Regions from separate parts of the Homo sapiens genome. Here region 2 is linked to region 1. A link is an interaction called in ENCODE POLR2A ChIA-PET data of the cell type or tissue named here. Cell type or tissue: GM12878. All regions are shown on one strand.

Region 1 (8,000 bases):
ATATCAGCTCAACCACGCCGCCAGTCCATTCTTAAGGAACTGCCGACTAGGACTGATGATGCATTTTAGCTTTGAGCTTTTGGGGGTTATTCTACCAACAAACAGTCCATTGGAAAGAAAACAGTCCCTGGAATTAACAGATCAGAATGTTCACACTGGTTAATCTTTTTTTAACAATGAGCATGAAGGTAGCAGAAGCTGGTGTGTTTCCAGATGGTTCTTCTAACCAAACTAATTTTTCACTGTTGACAAGCGAGGCAAGGGTTGCACTGGACCAAAGGCTGAGGCTTGGCCATCTAGCATTCCATACAAAATTGTTTCCTATAAGCATTCCTTTTATTCTCTATTCTATCCTGGGTCTGCCTCAACCGTGAGATAGGAGAGTCTCTGGTACTAGCTGCTGTAGCAGTGCCCTTCATCCAGGGCAGTTAATGGAGTCTTGGACCCTTTCTTTCTCTGGGATCCCTGCCCAGCACCTTCCTATAGAGATGACTTTAAAAGGAAAAAAAAAAAAAAAAAAACCCACATGATTTCAAGGAGTCTGGCATTCCTGAATCCTTCTTCCCTGCCAGGTGCCTGTCACCTGTCTTCACTGCCTCCTTTTCCCTGTCATGCTCATCAGCTTATGGCTTCTGTCTAAGCACCTGAACAGAGGACTGAAACCTCCACTGCAGGCTGGTTTTAGGTCTTGAATTATGTAAGAATCTTGCACAGCACTGCTAATGTAAATTTCAGTTGTTTTTCCCTCTAGGACAAACACTTACCAAAATATGCAACTTTTTTTTGGTGGGAAGAGAGATTGTCCTGTGATTTCTACCCATTTCCTGAGGCCTGTGGAAATAAACCTTTATGTACTTAAAGTTATACAGAAAATAGAATAAAGTTAATACCAAACTTGCTTAGTTGTTTACCTGTGATATTGGCTGTACAGAAATGCAAAAAATACTGAAAACACCAAGGATAAGAAACTACTCTTTATTTTAGACAACCTCATAAAATTATTTTCACATCCCCCCCAACTTCTTGCTCTTAATCCTCATCTTTTAGTTGAAGAATAAGGCTTAAGAGAGAGAAAGGAAAAACCATAATGGCTAAACTTAGCAGCACCAACACGGTTCTTTCATCAAGGCGTAGCTCATCATTTCTCCAAACTGACATGCTACAGAAATGTCTTCCAAAAAGCGTTAAGTTTTCACAGAGTGGGGACTATGATTTCCATGCTCAAATAGTGTAGGAAATGGTAGATTACGTTAGTTTTGTTTACTGTAACAGGAATTCTCAGGAGTCCTTAGACACTCTAATGTGGGTTGATCTCCAGAAGGAGAAAGGGAGTGTGTAGTATTTTCCAAGCTTTTTGAGCAAACAATCCTTTTCTCATGGAACACATCAGAAACAGTTTGGAGTATGCTGGTAAATGTGTTTTGGGGATGGAAGTCAGAAAGCCTGATCTTTTTCATATGGTTCCTCCTATTCTCTGCTAAAGCCAGCAACAGAGTAAGTTGACTCTAGCATCAAGACCACTAGTCATATTAAGAAAGGGCAGGTTGGTCGAGAATGGAATAGGAAGAACTAGCTGCCTCACTTTTCACTTTCGCGCCTACATTTTCTTCGCTCCCTAAGTTATACAAGATGTACATTTCCTCTCTTAAGCAACTTAATTTGGGTGCTACTTCCCTCCTTTTGTGACAGCAACTAATTCATCACTACCTGAGGAGACAAAGTGGGTGCTGCAGAAGCAAGACTGTAGGCCAGTGGGATTTGTCTAATAATTGATGATAAGATGATAGCACAGAGGGCAACGTACTGAGAGAGGAAGGCAGCCTTAAGAAATGATGCAGAAATAGCCAAGCAAGATTTTTCCAAGCACTGGTTAAATCACCAGCAAAACAAAGCATTTATGTGAGTACCTCAGGCCTGGGCACCTCTTTGCTTGAAATATGGCAAGACTTGGAAAAATGTTTGCCCTTAGAATCTATCTCACTACTTTAGTTAGTTGTCTCCTTTGGGCCTGGGCACAGTTCTGGCACTGATCTGGAACAGACTCCCTTTTCTAAAACTGAACTTGACCACATCAAAAGTTTGTAAAACAATCTCCATGGTAATTAAACTTGCATTCAACACCATATGGTAACAGAAGATGGCAAAGGATAAGATTCAGATCTTAGATCTTTCCAAGTAGGGCATGTTAGATGATAGAAGGATTAGTTGCAAGCTGGATCTGAGCTCAGGCTTGGGCATGAAGGAAACTGTCTCCCATGTGGTTTGGAAGAGTTAGGGGCTCCCTGAGCTCTATTGTGAACTATACGGGTTTCATCCAAGGAATGGTATGATGTGGGCATAAAACCATTCTTCAGACAACTGAAGATGGTCCCCTTCTGTAGCCAGAAACACTAGCTGTCCTGCATTGTCCATTTCCTTTAGCCCCAGGCGGTCCTGCAGAAGGAAAGGCCATAATTAATTAAAAAGCTTAATGAAGTTTTGGAGTAAAATGGTAAGTACGTTAACTTGAGATATATTTTCAAAATGCAGTTTGTCCTGAGTATTAAAATTGAGGTGTATTTTCAAAAATGCCAAAAAGAATATCTCCTACTTCTTTTTCTTTCTCTTTTTTCTTTTTCTTTCTTTCTCTTTCTTCCTTTCTTTTCTTTCTTCTCTCCTCCCCCTCCTCCTGTCCCCCCCGCTTCTTCTTCTTCTTCCTCTCTCTCTCTCTGTCTCTCTTTCTCTTTCTTTCTTTCAAGACGGAGTCTTGCTCGGTTGCTTAGGCTGGAGTGCAGTGGTGCGATCTCGGCTCACTGCAACCTCCACTTCTCTGGCTCAAGCGATTCTCCTGCCTCTGCCTCATGAGTAGCTGGAATTACAGGCGCATGCCACCATGCCTGGGTAATTTCTTGTATTTTTAGTAGAGATGGGGTTTCACTGTGTTAGCTAGGATGGTCTTGATCTCCTGACCTCAGGTGATCCACGTGCCTCGGCCTCCCAAAGTGCTGGGATTACAGGCGTGAGCCACCACACCCGGCCAGTTTTTTCTAAGTATTAAAAATAGATATGCAATTGAGATTGCTCTATACAGTGTTCTAGATTCTGATTTTTGAAAAGCTCAGAGTCAGAGGACTACCTATAGGTGGGCAAGCCATAGACGACACTGCCTCAGAATGCCATAGGTAAGTGGGACTGAGCCAAAGACAGAACATTAGCTAGGTAACTTAAAAAACATCCAACCCAGGACAGGCGCGGTGGCTCACGCCTATAATCCCAGCACTTTGGATGGCCAAGGCAGGCGGATCACCTGTGGTCAGGAGTTCAAGACCAGCCTGACCAATATGATGACACTTTGTCTCTACTAAAAATACAAAAATTAGCTGGGCATGGTGGCGGGCACCTGTAATCCTAGCTACTTGGGAGGCTGAGACAGGAGAATTCGCTTGAACCCGGGAGGCGGAGGTTGCAGTGAGCTGAGATCATGCCATTGCACTCCAGCCTGGGCAATGAGCAAAACTGTCTCAAAAGAACAAAACAGAAAAACCATATCCAACCGTTAGGTAACAAACCCTGGACACTTTCATATTCTGGAGTTGAAAATGTCATTACCCATAGCCTAGATGCTGGAGAACAACCTCTGGTTGGGAAGATAAGCAGTTACGACAGTGCCAGAATGGTGCTTCTGCCGTGGCCAACATCATTTTGAGTTTTCACAGTAAGGAAGTTCTTAGCTGTAATTTCTCAAGCCTTTTTTTTTTTTTTTCTCAAATCAGATTCTAGCTTCCCTTTTTACCTCACCACCCAAGTTGAGGCACCCAGTGCAAAAGAAAAGCCAAGCCAAGAGGAGACAAATGACCTCTGAAATAACATGGAGGAATTCTAGTAGACGGTGATTGGTTCAGATGTAGTACTTAGCATTTTGGAGAGTCTGTCTCCAATATAAAATCCTTAGGGCTGGGCGTGGTGGCTCACACCTGTAATCCCAGCACTCTTGAAGGCTGAGGCAGGTGGATCACCTGAGGTCAGGAGTTGAAGACCAGCCTGGCCAACATGGTGAAACCCCGTCTCTACTAACAAAACAAAGTATTAGGCATGGTGGCGTGTGCCTGTAATCCCAGCTACTAGTGAGGCTGAGGCAGGATAATCGCTTGAACCCAGGAGGTGGAGGCTGCAGTGAGCTGAGATCACACCATTGCACTCCAGCCTGGGTGACAAAGCAAGACTGTCTCAAAAAAAAAAAAAAAAAAAAAAAAAAAAAAAAATCCTTAAAGTGTAGAAGGCCCCAGAACTGGAGGTGGCAAATTACTGCAACTTCTGCTTAAGATACAGGACCTACTGCTAAACAAAATTCAAAACTCTAGTCCCACTCAACCTCCTGCAGGAGCCTCCCTTGTCAGTGCGTAATTTAGAAACAGGATTTCACATCTATTAATGTTTAAAAGTAATGTCCCTTGGCCAGGCGCACTGGCTCACGCCTGTAATCCCAGCACTTTGGGAGGCTGAGGTGGGTGGATCACCTGAGGTCAGGAGTTCAAGACCAGCCTGGCCAACATGGTGAAACTCCATCTCTCCTAAAAATACAAAAATTAGCCAGGTGTGATGGCACACACCTGTAATCCCAGCTACTAAGGGGGCTGAGGCAGGAGAATTGCTTGAATCTGGGAGGCAGGGGTTGCAGTGAGCCAAGATTGCTCCACTGCACTCCAGCCTGGGTGACAGAGCGAGACCCCGTCTCAAAGAAAAAAAAAGGAATGCCCCTCATCATGCATGGAGGCTTCCTGGATTTGTAGCAGACTGTACCTCAGCCAAGGCAGCTAGTTTTAAAACCTTTTTATCAAAAGAAGGGAATCAGACATGAGGTTTCTCTTGTTGTTTGGAAACCATAAGGTTTCAGGATGTAGTGGATTTTTGTAACCCAGTGCCTAATAAGCTAGAGCACATAATCAAGAGCCTAACAAGCTTCACCCATATTGGACATGAGTCAGGTGTTTCAGGAGTACCTAGTGCTCTGAGGTGTAAAGGAAAGGGCTCCAGCACCAAAGAACATAGCAGCTTCAGGAACTGGGAGCTGAAAAAACACCAACCTCCCAAGATAGACTCCCTGCCAGTTACCTGTGTGTACAGGGAGGTCTCCTGTAAGGGAATGGTTTCCTTGGCTTGGCCACTTCTGTAAAATCCAAACCACTGCAGAAGAAGCAAAGGAAAGAAGCTCAGATATGACACACAGCACATACTGCCAAAATAATTTGAGACTGGTTAGAAGCTAAAACTGCCAACAAAGTGAACATCATAAAGCTGTAGGAAGAAGGAAAAATGGATAGGGTGCGTCTGAGTCATCTCTTCTTAAGGGTGGAGCCCGAGGGATGAGTTAATCTTTCTGAGAGGCCGCTTTCCACTTCCCCAGAATTTCTGCTTCCTAAAATTATTAAGCAATAAATGTGAAAAATTCCTGTGCTGAGCTCTAGACATTCAAGGATGAATACATAATCTGTTTCCAAAAAGCTCCCAGTCTTGCAAGGCACGGAAACAATTCACTGTTGAGTACAGAGGTCAGCAAACGTTTTTGTAAAGGCCAGATACAAAATATTTTAGGCTTTAAGGGCCATATGGTTGTAACTACTCATTGCTGCCACTGTAACAAATGCAGCCACAGACAGTATGTAAAAAGTAACTAAAACTGTTCCAATAAGGACACTGAAATTTAAATTTTACATAATCTTTATATGTCCAAATACTTGATATGTCTAAATAAATTTTACATAATCTTTATATGTCCAATTCTTTCCCCCAACCATTAAAAAATGTTAAAAACATTCTTTTATGTTAGTGTTTGGTGTTACTCGTGGGTAGCACCAAAACGGGTAGCAGGATGGACTGGGCCTGTGGGCCACAATCGGCCAATCCCTGGTGGTGTGACATAACGTGATGAGTGTTTTAACAGAGGCTGATGATTCTAAAAAAGCGATCACATTCTGCTTGGAATGGGGATGGCATCCTTGCCTTGACAGACGAATAGAAATTGTCAGGTGGAGAAGCCAAGGAAGGGCATTCTAGAGACAGAAATATATGAACCAAGGCATACGAGAGAAAAAGCACAAGTAGTACAATATGGCTTGATCAAGAGTGTATGAAGCGTGCAGACAAGGCAGATTAGGCTGGAAAATGGGGTGAAGCCAGATCAAGGCAGACCTTGGAGGCCAAGCTTAGGAATTTATATATTTTGGGCTAGTGATTCTGAACATTTTTTGGGTCTCTGATCTCTGGAAAATGGATTAAAATTATAGATCCTTCCCCAGAGAATGTAATTACATAATTTTGCATAGAATTTTGGGGTTGGGGGATTGATTACAATCTTCAGTGTCCCATTTATGGACCTCAGGTGAAGAACTGTTTTATACAAAAGTTGGTGGAAGGGACTGAAGGTTTTTTCCCCAGCAGGCAGCTGTATTTTTTCATTTCATTTCAATTTCATTTTATGTTCTTTTTGAGACAGAGTCTCGCTCTGTCACCCAGGCTGGGGTGCAGTGGCACGATCTTGGCTCACTGCAAGCTCTGCCTCCTGGGTTCAAGTAATTCTCCTGCCTCAGCTTCCCAAGCAGCTGGGATTACAGATGGCTGTCACCATACCCGGCTAATTTCTTTTTGTATTTTGAGTAGCGATGGGGTTTCACCAAGTTGGCCAGGCTGGTCTTGAACTCCTGACCTCAGGTGATCCACCCGCCTTGGCCTCCCAGAGTGCTGGGATTACAGGCATGAGCCACCGTGCCCGGCCAGCAGCCCTATTTTAATGCCATTTACTCTCCTGGCATGTGGCCTAAGTAGTGTCTCACCTCCGAATCTACAGGGTCCACAATGGAATCATTGAGGAATTTCACCATCACAAACTTCTTCAGGGCCATCAGGTTTTTCTTGTAGGACTCATTGATACCCTGAAAGAAAGGCCAGCAACACCTAAGGTCATTACCATCAGACACCAGCAGAGGGAGTAAAGCCTTCCTGTTTTCTGGTCTCCCTGACCCTGTGCCACTGTGTTTCTTCCCCATGGGTATGGGCTGTTTTCCAGCTTCCTGACCAGGATATACCTGTACAGCTTTTTTTTTTCTTTTTTTCTAAAAAACAAAATATTTTATTTTAGATTCAGGGGGGTACATGTGTAGTTTTGTTATAAGGGTATATTGTGTGATGCTGAGGTTTGGGGTTCTGTTGATCCTTTCACCCAGATAGTGAACACAGTGCCCAACAGGAAGTTTTTCAGCCCTAGCCTCTCCCTCCCAGCTTTTGGAGTCTCCAGTGTCTATTGTTCCCATCTTTATATTCACGTGTACCCAATGTTTAGCTCCCACTTATAAGTGAGAACATGTGATATTTGGTCTTCTGTTTCTGTGTTCATTTGCTTAGGATAACGGCCTCCAGCTGCATCCATGTTGCTGCAAAGAACAGGATTTCATTCTTTTTTATGACTGTGTAATATTCCATGGTGTATATGTACCACATTTTCTCTATCCAGTCTACCGCTGATGGGCACCTAGGTTGATTTCATGTCTTTGCTATGGTGAACAGTGCTGCAATAAACACGAGTGCAAGTGTCTTTTTGGCAGGACAATTTGTTTTCCTTTGGGTATATACCCAGTCACGGGATTGCTTACACAGCCTTTTCTTTTCCTTTTTTTTTTTTTTTTTTTTTTGAGATGGAGTCTCGCTCTGTCACCGAGGCCAGAGTGCAGTGGCACCATCTCAGCTCACTGTAACCTCTGCCTCCCAGGTTCAAGCGATTCTCCTGCCTCAGCCTCCAGAGTAGCTGGGATTACAGGTGATCGCCACCACATCCAGCTAATTTTGTATTTTTAGTAGAGACAGGGTTTCACTATGCTGGCCAGGCTGGTCTCGAACTCCTGACCTCAAGTGATCTGCCCACCTCGGCCTCCCAAAGTGCTGGGATTACAGGCGTGAGCCACCACGCCCGGCCTTCTATAGGCTTTTCTTACCATCCTATCTGACTGACATGCCACTGAGCATGGCAT
Region 2 (8,000 bases), 890 kb before region 1:
AAATGAAGTTATGCTCTCCTTTGCTTTTATTACAGTCTAGTAAGGAGCTTGGAGGGCTTTTAGACCCCCATAATCTCCATCACCCTCCTCAAAGCTGCTCTAAATAAACAAATTTAAGTAAAAAGTATTTGTTATATAAATGCAGGATGAAGACTTATTATGATGGCTTTTCCTCTTTCAACCAGATTGCAAGATACAAGCCTATTTTTAATAAAATTTCTGGTTCCCTACTCTGGTACTAATGCAAAGATTTATTTTTCTTAGGGATGAGTTGTGGCCAATTGATATAAAAGGAGATATAGGCCAGGCATGGTGGCTCGTATCTGTAATCCCAGCACTTTGGGAGGCTGAGGCAGGTGGATCACTTGGGGTCAGGAGTTCAAGGCCAGCCTGGCCAACATGGTGAAACCCCATCTCTACTAAAAATACAAAAATTAGCAGGGCGTGGTGGCTCATGCCTGTAATTCCAGCTACCGGGGAGGCTGAGACAGGAGAATCGCTTGAATCTGGGAGGCAGAGGTTTCAGTGAGCCGAGATTGCGCCACTAGACTCCAGCCTGGGCAACAGAGCGATACTCCACCTCACACGCACACACACAAAGAAGATGTACTTTCTTCTTTTGATACTTTTTTACATATTTGACGCATTTGTGATAGAGAAATGGATTATGATTATTCTATCCTTCTTCCTTTTACTAAGGTAGAATGAGCCAAGGTCAGTGGGGCCTGACGGATCTCAGGGCCTTTGCTGTTCCTCTCATCCCTGGCTATGGTTGGCTAAGTCTCTTTTTCTTAGGTCTCAGGGTGTTCAGCTGTTTTGGGAACTTGTTGAAAATTGTTGCTTTGCAGTACAAAAGACACTCTGTTACTTTTTAATCAATATCTTTTTTTTTGAGACAGGGTCTGGCTCTGTTGCCCAGGCTCGACTACAGTAGCCCATCTCTGTTCACTGCAGCCTCTGCCTCCCGGGTTCAAGTGATTCTTGTGCCACAGCCTCCTGAGCAGCTGGGACTACAGGCGCGTGCTACCATGCCCAGCTAATATTTTTGTATTTTTAGTAGAGATGGGATTTTGCCACGTTGTCCAGGCTGGCTTCGAACTCCTGGCCTCAAGCGGTACACCCGCCTTGGCCTTCCAAAGTGCTGGGATTATAGGCGTGAGCCACTGCGCTGGGCCAGTAATCAGTATCTTTTTAGCATATTACTTATTTTGGGGGGATCCTCCAAATCAGGGGTCTCCAGTGTGCTAAATATTTGATAGAGCATAGGGAAATTTGAGTATTTTAGTTTCCGAGTATTAGTAAAGAGTGGCTCACATTGCCTTTTACTTTATACGTTCATGCATTGGAAGACTTAATATTGTTAAGATGGCAGCACTCCCCAAACTGATCTATAGATTCAATGCAATCCCTGTCAGAATCCCAGTGGGGTTTTTTCTTCTTCTTTCTTCTCCTCCTCCTCCTCTTCCTCTTATTCTTCGTCTTCCTCTTCCTCCTCCTCCTCTTCTTCCAGAAATTGGCAAGCTGCTCCTGAAATTCATGTGAAAATGCAAGGGACCCAGAATAGTCAAAACAATCTTGAAAAAGAACAAAATTGGAGGACTCACACTTCCAGATTTGAAAACTTACTACAAAGCTACAGTAATTAAGACAGGATGGTACTGGCATAGGGATAGACATATAGATCAATGGAATAGAATTGAGAGTCTAAAAATAAACCCTTACATTTATGGTAAATTGATTTGTGATAAAGGTGCCAAGACAATTCAATGTAGAAAGAATTGTCTTTTCAACAAATTATACTGGGACAACTGGATATCCATATACAAAAGAATGAAATTGGCCAGGCGTTGTGGCTCACGCCCATAATCCCAGCACTTTAGCAGGCAGAGGTAGGTGGATCACGAGATCAGGAGTTCGAGACCAGCCTGGCCAACATTGTGAAACCCCATTTCTACTAAAAATACAAAAATTAGCTGGATGTGGTGGCGGGCACCTGTAATCCCAGCTACTCGGGAGGCTGAGGCAGGAGAATCGCTTGAACCCGGGAGGCAGAGGTTGCAGTGAGCTGAGATGACGCCATTGCACTCCAGCCTGGGCAACAGAGCAAGACTCCACCTTAAAAAAAAAAAAAAAAAGAATTTAAACCCTGACCTCACACAACATATAAAACTTAACTCAAAGTGGAACATAGACCTACATATAAGAGCTAAAATTACAAAACTATTAGAAGAAAACTTAGGGGTAAATCTTTGTGACCTTGGATTAGGTAGTGGTTTCTTGTAGCTAACACTGAAAGTATACACAAAAAAGAAAAAAATAGAGAAATTATACTTGATCAAAATGTAAAACCTTTGTGCTTCAAAGGACACTACCTAGAAAATGAAGACACCTCACAGAATGGGAGAAAATATTTGCAAATCATATATCTAATAAGGGACTTATATCCAAAATATATAAAGAATTCTTTGAACTCAACAGTAAAAAGAAAACCCAATAAAAAAATGGGCAAAGGATTTATATAGCCATTTCTTCAAAGAAGATATACAAATGGCTAATAAGCACATGAAAAGATGCTTAGATGCTTAACATCATTAGTTATTATGGAAATGCTAATCAAGATCACAATGAGATACCACTTCATACCCACTAGAATGGCTTTAATAAAAAAGAGAGTGAGGATGTGGAGAAATTGGAACACCCCCAACATTGCTGGTGGGAATATAAAATGGTGCACCTGCTTTAGAAAACAGTTTGGTGGTTCTTCAAAAAGTAGAGTTGCCACATGACCCAGCAATTCCAAAGTATATATCCAAAAGAAATATTATATTCATAGAATATAGAAAACATATATTCATAGAAAACTCGTACATAAATGTTCATAGCAGCATTATTCATAGTAGCCCCAAAGCAGAAACAGCTGAAACATCTATCAACTGATGAATGGATAAACACACTGTGGCATATCCATACAACAGAATATTATTTGTCAGTGAAAAGGAATGAAGTACTGATTGATGCTAACATGGATCAACCTTGAGAACATTAGACTAAGTGAAAGAAGCCAGACACAAAAGGCTTGTATGATTCCATTTATACCATTTATACATAATAGGCAAATCCATAGAGACCATAAGTAGATTAGTGGTTGCTAGGGGTTGAGGAGGGGCGAATGGGAAGTGACTGCTAATTGATATAGGGTTTCTTCAGGGGGTGATGGAATGTTCTAAAGTTAGATAATGGTGATGGTTGAACAACTCTGTGAACATACTGATACTTAAATATCCATTGAATTGTTTACCTAAAAAGGGTGAATTTATGTTAACCAAATCTCAGTGAAGCTGTTATAAAAATATTAGGCTGATTTGTAGGTATGAATAGTATTTGTCTGTTTGTATTGGGCCCCTTATTGCTGCCACTGAGAATCTTGAAGTTGTCTTGAATATTTTGCTTCAGAACTGTCACTGTCTTGAGCAGGCAAGTTACTGTTGCCCCAAATCTTCAAGGTGAGAAACAGGTTTGCAATCATTTTTTTGCAGGAGAATACATGATGGCACTTTATATCAGGAAGCGAACTTTTAAGGTGAGCACTCTGAAGTTGAAGCATTTCCAAGTTTTAAGTGGGACTGTGCCCTACCTTAGTTCTTACTTCATCCTTTAAACTGTGTGTCACACTGGAGTAGGCAGTTTCCCAGCCCCATACCCAGCTCCACCAAGATCCTCACTTCTTTCATCATTTGCCCATTTTTCCCCAGGCTATGTTTGATCTTGCTCTGAGGCCTTCTTTCTTGGGAGGTATAGCGAGAGTAGCTGCAGAAACCTCTGGGTGGCACCCTGCCCCCACAGGATTACCAAAGAATGACATGTGTGGAAGAGGCTCAGGCCTGTGTTGGCAGGAAGAAGTGACTCATTTTTCATCAAAGGAATTTCAAAGAACATATAATGACAGGATGATGTCACAGGAGCAGGTGGAGACAGGAACCTTGATTGAGCTGCTGGAAGATATTAAATGGTGTGGCTGCCTGGGCAGTCAGAATGATTGACCAGCATAAATCACAGGAAACATCACCTGTTTTTTAGTTCCTATTTCATGAGCCCTGGTGTGGGCAGTGCTGTTCATGTGCCCTCAGAGCATATGGTTGAGTCTATGCATGTCTTGGGTATACTGTGTTTGTATCTGGGTGAGATGGCTCACAACATCCTGTGCTAGTCATGGACTTCTTTTTCATGCAGGGCGGCGTGTGTGGGTTCCTGCACTGTGTGCCTCAGTTCTATAGCTAGCAGGGTCTGTGTCTTGGAAATGAGCCTCACATGGTCATACTGGCTGGTTTGAAGGCATGACATTTCCTCTGACATATTTAGAGAGGGGAACTTGCCTTGACATCAGAAGGTCAGATCTCAGAATTTTTTACCTTATTGCCAAAAGTACCCTAGTTCCATCTAGTATTTTGGCAAGAGCTAGATCTTTGCTCAAAGCCCAGTTAAGTCTTGTGGTGGTGGTGTTTTTCTTCTTTGAGTAGAGGGCCCTCCAATGGTGTTGTATGGTTGAAGCTGATAAGGTGAGGCGGAGTGTGGTGGCGGGATGGAGAGTTTCAGTCAGGATAAGTCTTAGTATCTTTTCATATCGCAAAGCAGTAAAGTTGGTTAGGTTATTCAGGCTGTTATTTATATTAAGATTGTGAAAGAGTGCTCCTGGTCATCATCATGCACCTACCAGAGTCTGTGTGATTATGAGGTTGGAGGCTAAATTAGCCATTTACACAAAGATAAAAGAGAGGCTAGCATTGATAATATTCTGCCTCAGGTTTCAGGCCTCTCAAGGAAGGTCTTAGGAGAGATGGCTTAGCAATATCAATTGCTGCCTTTGTGCTTATAACTCGTTCATCTGAAGATGGCCTGGAAAAAGGGACTTTTAGGCTGCATAGGACACCACCAAAAAAGTAGAAGATACTACCTCTCTTTAAGATGTATCAGGGCTGGTGCTGGGCGTGGTGGCACACGCCTGTAATCCCAGCACTTTGGGAGGCCGAGGCAGGTGGATCACGAGGTCAGGAGATCGAGACCATCCTGGCTAACACGGTGAAACCCCATCTCTACTAAAAATACAAAAAAATTAGCTGGGCGTGGTGGCGGGTGCCTGTAGTCCCAGCTACACGGGAGGCTGAGGCAGGAGAATGGCATGTACCTGGGAGGTGGAGCTTGCAGTGAGCCGACATGGCACCACTGCACTCCAGCCTGGGCGACAGAGCGAGACTCCGTCTCAAAAAAAAAAAAAACAAAAAAGGAAAAAGAAAAGAAAAAGATATATCAGAAGAGCTGGGCATGGTAGCTCACACCTGTAGTTCTAGCTACTCGGGAGGCTAAGGCAGGAGGATTGCTTGAGCCCAGGAGTTCAAGGCTATAGAATAGTGCCATGATTGTGCCTGTGTAGTCACTGTACTCCAGCCTGGACAGCATAGAGGCCCAGTTTCTTTAAAAAAAAAAATTTTTTTTTTAAATAAACCCAAGATATATCAGAAGCAAGAAGGAAAAGTTAAAAAACAACAACTATAATTTGAAAGGGAGGAAGGAAAGCTTTATTTATTTCTTGACACAGTCTTTAATTGTTACGTTCTTCTGGCTGATCATGAGTTTTGTTTTTAGACAATATTACTAGGTACACTGTAGGATGTAAACAGATCTTTGGAGTAGGATAAGAAGGAAATGAGTCAGATAACTTACTTCTTAGAGAAGGGTGCTGGACTTTCCGGGGGCTTAGTTAGCAATATTCCTCCTCCCTGCTAGCAGCCATCTCCCTGTATCTCTTCATGAAATAACAAATCATTAGAAGAGATTTTTAACCTGAAGTGCTGAAGGACCCAGGGAAGAAAGTTCCCTAGGGTGTATTTGATTTGGGAGCCCCCTGAGGGTAATCTGTGGTGATGCTGTTTCAGAAGTCACCACCTGACTCGTTGTCAGATGAGTCTGAGCCCAAGACTCGTACCTGCCACATAATATATACAGGTCCTCTCTCCCTTTGGTTATGAGCTAAAGGCCTTTAATCATGAGGTAGAGGAGTGGATAAGGGAGAAATATCTGAAACCCAATTAACCAGATTCCAGAATGTTAAGGGAATCCATGTGGGGGCTGGGATTCTGAACATCTCTCTCTCTCTCTCTCTCTCTCTCTCTCTCTCTCTCTCTCTCTGTGTGTGTGTGTGTGTGTGTGTGTGTGTGTGTTTTGGTGGGGGGTGAAATGACTTTTTTTTTTTTTTAATTTGAGACAGAGTCTCACTCTGTCACCAGGCTGGAGTGCCGTGGCATGCTCGGCTCACTGCAACCACCAACTCCCTGGTTCAAATGATTCTCCTGCCTCAGCCTCCCGAGTAGCTGGGATTACAGGCACGCGCCACCACGCCCGGCCTAGAAATGACTTTTTTAGGGGCTCACCTATAGGATAAAATCCAAACTCATCTTGTCATTTAAGATCTTTCATAATCCAGTCCAACTTTCTATAACATTAAATCAAAATTATACATGTTCTTACTTTAAAAGGTTAAAATATTACTATAAGGCATATGACAAAAATAATCTGTATTTTCCACTATTTTTTTTTAAGAGACAGGGTCTCACTCTTCCACCCAGGCTGGAGTGCAGTGGTGTGATCATGGCTCACTGCACCCTTGAACTCCTGGGCTCAAGGGATCTTCCCACCTCAGCTTCCTGAGTAGCTTAGACTATAGGTGTGTACCACTGCGCCTGGCTAATTTTTTTTTCTTTTTGTAGAGTTGGGGGTCTTGTTTTGTTCTCCAGGCTAGTCTCAAACTCCTGGCCTCAAATGATGCTCCTACCTTGGCCTCCCAGAGTGCTGGGATTGCAGGTGTGGGCCCCCACACCTGGGCCACATTTCTGTTTCTTTTTTTTCTGCACACACAAACAGCCAGAATATATTTCTTTCTCTTTTACTAGTGATTCTTGATTTTTTTTTTTTTTTGGTTTTGAACATTATCTGTTGATATTCTACTACAGAAAATTAGGGTTTAGTTTTTTTATTCTTACCCCCTTAACGTACACACTTTCTCTTCCCCCTTCTTCCCAAAGTCACACGTTATTGCCGTTATATTCAGTGTTCAGATTATTGTGATTATATAAATATTGCTTAAAGGTGAGCTATGTAATATACTATGATTACATTTCCTTTTTGGACCAACTTTTAATTTTTCCTGGAATTAATAATTGCCATATTTTGTCACTTGTTTACTGATCTATGTACATACCTTCAGACTCTCTCATGGGACTCTAAGACTTCTCTCTCAGTATGTTGAAACATATCAAATAATCTTTTAGTTCAATAGTCTATTTGGAGACATCCCCCAGGAGCTTTCTCTTATTCACTCTGGATGGGTTGCTCTTAAAGCCTTTAGTAAAGCTGTCATCCTGGCACTTCCCTTCACTATCATACGGGGAAATTCCCTCACCTGTCTTCCCTGTTGGATTTCATGTTTCCCAGAGCTGATGTCGTATTTCATGATGTACTCCATTTTTTCATTGTGGTATATCCTAGCTTCCTGAGAAAGGATACAAGGGAGGTAAATGTTTTTGAGACTTTGCTTATCTGAAAATGTCTTATTCTACTTTTCATTTGATTAAGAGTTTGAGTATAGAGTTCTAGGTTGCAAATCACTTTCTAGCAGATTTTTTAAAAAATTATTTAAAATTTTTTTGTAGAAATGAGATCTCGCTATGTTGCCCAAGCTGGCCTCAAACTCCTGGCTTCAAGCAATTGTCTGGCTAATACTGCCTTTTAAGTCTCTCTAAGGATATTAATTAGAGGCTGTCTTTCTCTCTCTCTCTCTCTGTCTCTCTCTCTCTCTGTCTCTCTCTCTCTCTCTCTCCTCTCTCCTTCCTTCCTTCCTTCTTTCCCCTTTCCCTTCCCTTCCCTTCCCTTCCCTCCCCTCCTCTCCCCTCCTCTCCCCTCCCCTCCCCTCCCCTTCCCTTCCCTTTCTTTTCTTTTTTCCTCTGCAT

Evidence for each region. Peaks named below come from ENCODE experiments on the same cell type or tissue, not always from the same donor. Only the 100,000 strongest peaks of a DNase experiment are listed, where the experiment ranks them.
Region 2: POLR2A ChIA-PET joins it to region 1 with 6 read pairs; 2 of 35 experiments call an interaction of 5 or more read pairs at or near these places.

The regions. Positions count from the first base shown.
Region 1 is chr1:40,071,751-40,079,750 of GRCh38, forward strand. It overlaps CAP1 (cyclase associated actin cytoskeleton regulatory protein 1), which reads left to right. Exons shown (of 13, transcript NM_006367.4): 13 at 1-898. PPT1 (palmitoyl-protein thioesterase 1) reads right to left here. Exons shown (of 9, transcript NM_000310.4): 7 at 6,810-6,908; 8 at 5,092-5,163; 9 at 962-2,433. The coding sequence ends at 2,311. Among named protein-coding and RNA genes, the nearest start is that of PPT1, 22 kb to the right of the region's middle. RefSeq lists a silencer at 7,004-7,053. In GM12878, a CTCF peak has its summit at 6,954 (motif pointing right); no DNase peak of the experiment used is centred here.
Region 2 is chr1:39,180,033-39,188,032 of GRCh38, forward strand. It overlaps a transcript of MACF1 not described here. Among named protein-coding and RNA genes, the nearest start is that of MACF1, 21 kb to the right of the region's middle. RefSeq lists enhancers at 3,109-4,308, 3,549-4,063, 3,818-4,087, 4,064-4,577. In GM12878, a CTCF peak has its summit at 3,820 (motif pointing right); no DNase peak of the experiment used is centred here; H3K27ac peaks cover 456 bases.